Linked DNA regions of Homo sapiens: region 2 is linked to region 1. A link is a contact called in ENCODE Hi-C or POLR2A ChIA-PET data. All regions are on one chromosome and are shown on one strand. The core of a region is the stretch at or near the end of the contact, and the rest is flanking DNA. Distances in the headings are between cores, read along the strand shown. Region 1 holds the start of ROR2 (receptor tyrosine kinase like orphan receptor 2). Region 2 overlaps SPTLC1 (serine palmitoyltransferase long chain base subunit 1).

Region 1 (2,700 bases), core at 201-2,700:
ACACAGCATTGCTGAGGGAGGGGTTTTCCAGGGCAGGTTCAAGACCCTTCTCTGCAGCCCCTGTTGGGTTTTCCCTAGATCCAGAAGAGAGGGGTGTGGAACTAAGTGCTTCAGCACCTACTCTTAAAACATTACTCTAAAAGCATCCTTAAGGATTCTAAGGGAAGCTAAAGGGAGGAAAACCCCAAAGATAAACCCCTGGCAGTCCTCTAACCACTGGGGAGAGCAGCCCCCCCGTTCAGACCCGCACCAGCCTGGGCAGAGGAACAGCCTGAGCCCGTCTAAGAAGTTTGGTAATAATTTTGCCATCCAGTTGAGGAGGGGCTAGGATCTTCTCCCATTCTCCTACTGGATTTACAGCAGCTCCTGGGAATGAGAACTGCGTGAGATATTTCCCTACACAAATTGGGTAGAGATAGCCGGACGCCTAAATACTTTTAACAGAGGTAACAAGCTAGAGCTGGCTTAGTCATTTTGTCCGCAGACCATAGCAAGAGAGTTTTTATTTCTGGCCACGTCTGAGGCCTCACGTCTGGCACCCAAGGCCAGGGCTCTCCCTAATGCCCTCCAATTAACAGAGCTTGGTACTCCAGCAAAAACACCAAACAAACTGCTGGATAATCAGTTAAAAGATCAATCTCATGGAACAAGCAACTGAGATGCTGGAGAATCCAATTCCTTCCTCTAAGAGGAAAAACAAAGACATTTGCATGTGCTGAGCAAAACCAAGAATAAGCAAGAAAACATGCTATTTGAATTCCGTTCAAAATGTCTCTAATAAGTGAAGCAAATTCTGCACATTCTGGGCCTCTGCAGAGAACAAATAGTGTTCTGCCTTTAATGGGTAAAATTATACAATTTGCTTTTAACAGTAAACCAAAAGCCGCGGTGGCTTCGGATAGCATCGCGCTCCCGAGGGCTCCCTCCACGCAGCTCGACCCCTGGCAGTTTTGAGCATTTCGGGGGACGCGCTTGTCCCCACCGACCTGGGAGGGCGCCGGTGCCAAGGCGGCCTGTTTGTTTTCCTGAACATTTCCTTTTGCAACTTTCGCTTCTCCTCTTCCTGCCTCACCGCTGGTGTCTGGGGCTGGGTGGCTCTCAGATTTGTCCCGGTGCGCAGTGCAGCCTGGAGTTACTGATTTGTGACCTAGATCCCCGGGTGTGTCGCCCCCGAAAGTCGGGGGCACCCGCTCTGGGCGCCTCTCCTGCGTGGGCAGACCCGCCGAACTCCGGCTGACGCCCCCAAGGCGCCACCTTTGTGTTCAAGCGTTCCGAGGCGCAGGCCCGAGGGCGGGCGCAGGAGGCAGGTCCGGGGCCCCAGCTGCAGCCCCAGCTCCTTGGGTCCCGCCCGCCGCCCGCGCGTTCCCCCGGCAGGGGGCGCCGGCGCAAGCCTCGCTCTGCCCATCGGGGCGGGCGAGCGGGGACCCTGCCTCCTGCGCGCTCGCCCGCGGTCCGCCCCCCGCGCTCGTCCTGGCGGCCGGCGGGACGCCCCAGCCCGCGCCAAGGAACCTCCCCAGCCAGCCCTTGCCGTGGCCGGAGCCGAGCGGCGCATCCGGGCCGGAGAAGAGGACGACGACGAGGTCCTCGAAGTGGACCCGTTTGCGAAGCGCCAGGGAGAAGGAGGAGCGGACGCATCGTAGAAAGGGGTGGTGGCGCCCGACCCCGCGCCCCGGCCCGAAGCTCTGAGGGCTTCCCGGCCCCCACTGCCTGCGGCATGGCCCGGGGCTCGGCGCTCCCGCGGCGGCCGCTGCTGTGCATCCCGGCCGTCTGGGCGGCCGCCGCGCTTCTGCTCTCAGTGTCCCGGACTTCAGGTAGGATCTGGCGTTCCGGCTTGTGCGCAGACGGTAGCTCACGGCTCGCTTGGCCAGCCCTTCCGCCGCCACTATGCTCCCGGCCGCTGCGCCGGCGCCCATGCTCCTGAACGAGGGGCGCCAGGCAGGGCCATTCGCATCTCGCCCGACGCCGCTCCCGGCCCGCACCCCGGACCCCCTCGGGCTGGTTACAATAAGCCGCGCTCTGGGGACGCCTAAGTGTTTCCAGAGTCTGGGGGCGGGCGGCGGCGGCTGGGAGCCTCTCGGTGGCGCTTCCCGAGGGTCGCGAGTGGGAGTGCGAGTGTGAATGTGAGTACCCGCCCTGGGCCCGGGACCCGAGTCCGCAGATGTGCCCCGAGGGTCCCAGGACCCGGGCTTCCTCCCCGAGGTCTTCCTCCTTCAAGGGCACACGGCCCCGAGTGTCCCCCGTCTGTCTCGGAGCGTCCCCCCACCCCCAGGGCGGCCTGATGCCTGGCAGAATCCTGGGGTGGACGTGGCCCCGGAGAAGCGGCTCTTGCGGCGGGGGTGGGGGCGCCGGCGGCTCCCGGGTCCTGACTTTCCCAGCCCGCGGGCCGCTTGATGGAAACGGGCTCTTTGGCATCCCTTTTGTTGGTCCCTGAAACCTCCTCTCCCCCACCGCTCTGGGGTGGCCGAAGTGGTGTGTGATCTGGATTGAAATGGTTTGTGACTGGGATCGCGGGTCCCTGAGCGGCTGGGGCGCGGCCGCCTTCTGGCCGCGCCGGGGGGACCCCCGGGACCTGTAGGAGGCTGGCGGCGGGAGGGGCGGGGCCCGGCTCCTAGGTGGGTTTCCTCCCGGGGCCCCACTTCCCCCGAGTCCCTGCGCGGTTTCGGCTGCTTGGATCCGGGGCGCAGAGGAACGGCGGGGAGG
Region 2 (2,700 bases), core at 129-2,628, 150 kb before region 1:
TGCTCCATCCTGGGCAACAGAGCCAGACCCTGTCTTAAAAAAAAAAAAAAAAAGTACAGTAAAAATACAGTATTTTACTCTTATAGGACCACTGTTGTATATGTGGTCCATTTTGTCAATTGAGATGTTAAATGGCACGCGACTGTATATCCATTAATTGTAGGCGATTTGAGACTGGCTCTCTGAAAACACATCTACACTCACTGTGCCCAGGCCTGGAATAGCTCCTGTCATGCCTTTGTGTGGATTAGGGGAAGGTACTCTTCCTCCAGCAAGTGCAGCAGCCTGGTGCAGACCTTGGGCTGTGGTGCCGATCCCTGGGTGCCCCTAACAGGACCCCAGCTCATGCAGCAACCTTGCTCTGCCCTTTCTTCTGGCAGAGTTCAGATATAGGATAATGTGTCCTTAGATAATTTAGTGGTTATATTTTTATGACTTCATTAGTATTATTCATTAGTTGGGCCAATGTTATGAGGCTATATTTTCTTTATTGGATACTTTTGTTTTCCCCAGAGTTAATCATTTTTGTTTGGTTACTTGATTGGTTCTACAGTGGTCTTTATGTTGTTTGCCTCTAGGAGCATAAAACTCCATTCAGAATGTTCACACGTTAGTTATCTATTAGATTCACTTTCTTTGTTCTTTCTCCTGCTCCACTCCTGACTGGTTGTTATATGCAGCTGCTACACAGGGTGGCCCTGGAGTGTCCCATCACCATTAGCTTGAGAATTTCCTTTCTCTGTTCTGCATTGGCTATTTCCTGTCTCTTGGTTTACAGTAGATTATAGATAGATTTCAGAGAAGGGTCATGGAAGGTGAATTTTTTTTTTTGAAACCTACACATCTTAAAATTTTTTATTTTTACCCTTTTGCACTGTACTGATTGTTTTATCAGTTTTATTGATCTGTTAGACACTTCCTCAATATCTGGTGATTGTTAACATCCCTTCTTTTTTTTCAATATGCACAATATTTTTATTGTCATCAAGAACATTATGTAAATTGTTTGCAGAAACTACAAGAAAATTGAAGGTTGTTTTGTTGATAGTGAAAGGCAATGGAAGGGCACTGTGGATCAATAAGGCTGAGGGGCGAGACAAAGAGGGCAAAAATCTTTACTGAGCTCTCGGGCGAGGTTCACTGGTCCGCAGGGGGAGGGCCAGGGAAGTCGCGCTGTGCCAAAGGTGCAGAGCGCTTTTATGGATGCTGGGTGAGGAGTGGGCGGGGTAGGGGCGGGATAGGTTGAGTTTCGTGCTTCTGAGTGTGACACGCCCTAGTGGGCATGCGCGTTGGTCCGGGTGGCGGGAACAGGAAAGGTGAACCCGGAAATGCTGAGTCAGGGTACCCGATGTGGCTGTCAGGATGGCGGGAATAAGCGAAAATGCCAAGTCAGGGTAGCCAAGATGGCTGCCGAGATGGCGGGAACCGGTGAATCCGGGAATGCTGAGTCAGGGTAGCCAAGATGGTTACCGATCGCCATCTTGGAGTCTTCACCGGAGTCCAATCAGATTACATTCAGTGTTACTTTTCTTCAATTTATGCAATACCTATTTACATTCAATACTGAGTTGACACAAGAGTAAGCGAATTAACTTAGATTTTTTTCCTTTAGACAGAAGCCTTATTGATATATAATCTATTTACCATAAAATTTACCATTTTGAAGTGTAAGGTTTTTTTCCTTTAAACAGCAGCTGTATTGATACGTAATCTATATACCATAAAATCTGTCATTTTGAAGTGTATAATTAAGTGGTTTTTAGCATATTCCCAGAGTTATACAACTATCACCACCATCTAATTCCAAAATATTTTTATCACCCCAAAAGAAATCCCAAAGCCATTAGCAGTTACTTCCCACTCCTTCCTCTGCCCAGGCCTTAGCAACCATTTATCTACTTTATGGACTTGCCTATTCTGGACATTTCACATTAAAAGGAATAAACAATACTTAGCCTTTGTTTCTGGGTTCTTTCACTTAACATAATGTTTTCAGGACTCATCCACATTGTAGCATGTATCCGTACTTCATTTTATCACCAAATAATATTTCAGTGTATGGATACACACATTTTGTTTATACATTAATCAGTTGATGCACAATTGGGTTTTTTCCCTCGTAAGAGTATATGAAAAAATAAAAAATAATAAAACTGCTATGAAATAATGTGTACACATTTTTGCATGGGCATAATGTTTTAATTTTTCTTGGATATATACCTAGGAGTAGGATTGCTGTGTCATGTGATAACTCTGTGTTTAACATTTTGAGGAACCCCCAAACTGTTTTCCAAAGTGGTTGCATCATTTTATATTCCCACTAGCTACATATGAGGTTTACAATTTCTTCACATCCTTAGCAATGCTTATTATTTTCTATTTTATTGTAGCCATCCTAGTAGGTGGGAAGTGGGATCTTATGGTTTTAATTTGCATTTCCCAGATAACTAATGATGTTGAGCACCTTTTCATCGGCTTATTGGCCATTTGTATATTTTCTTTGGAGAAATGTCTACTTTAATCACTTAGCTGTTTTCAATTGGGGGTTCTTTCTATCATTAAAACTGTAAAAGTTCTTTATATATTTTGAATCCTAGTCCCTTGTCAGATATATGATTTGCAGATTTTTTTTTTCATTCTGTGGGATTTTATTTTACTTCTTTGATAGTGATCTTTGAAATTCAAAAGTTTATTTTAATG

What was found. Hi-C counts contacts between places; a loop is a spot of excess contacts on that map. ChIA-PET counts read pairs that join two places held with the same protein, here RNA polymerase II (POLR2A). Pooled maps may share reads with other maps.
Region 2: a map of sigmoid colon shows a loop between it and region 1 (4-fold over the local background). The contact joins the enhancer-like site here to the promoter of ROR2 in region 1. A Hi-C loop is called at or near these places in 2 of 168 maps with a recorded cell type or tissue (naive thymus-derived CD4-positive, alpha-beta T cell and sigmoid colon), 1 of 37 single-sample maps with no recorded cell type and 10 of 50 pooled maps. POLR2A ChIA-PET finds 5 or more read pairs at or near these places in 1 of 52 experiments (WTC11).

Annotation. Positions count from the first base shown.
Region 1 is chr9:91,948,978-91,951,677 of GRCh38, reverse strand. ROR2 (receptor tyrosine kinase like orphan receptor 2) reads left to right here and starts at 1,450. Exons shown (of 9, transcript NM_004560.4): 1 at 1,450-1,811. The coding sequence starts at 1,715. RefSeq lists silencers at 877-1,171, 1,285-1,464 and enhancers at 1,658-2,157, 2,158-2,659.
Region 2 is chr9:92,096,834-92,099,533 of GRCh38, reverse strand. The region is part of intron 3 of SPTLC1 (serine palmitoyltransferase long chain base subunit 1); the gene reads left to right. Among named protein-coding and RNA genes, the nearest start is that of SPTLC1, 17 kb to the left of the region's middle. Within about 2 kb of position 1,378, at least 14 of the 41 ENCODE cell types and tissues checked have a DNase peak (open chromatin) inside an H3K27ac peak, as active enhancers do.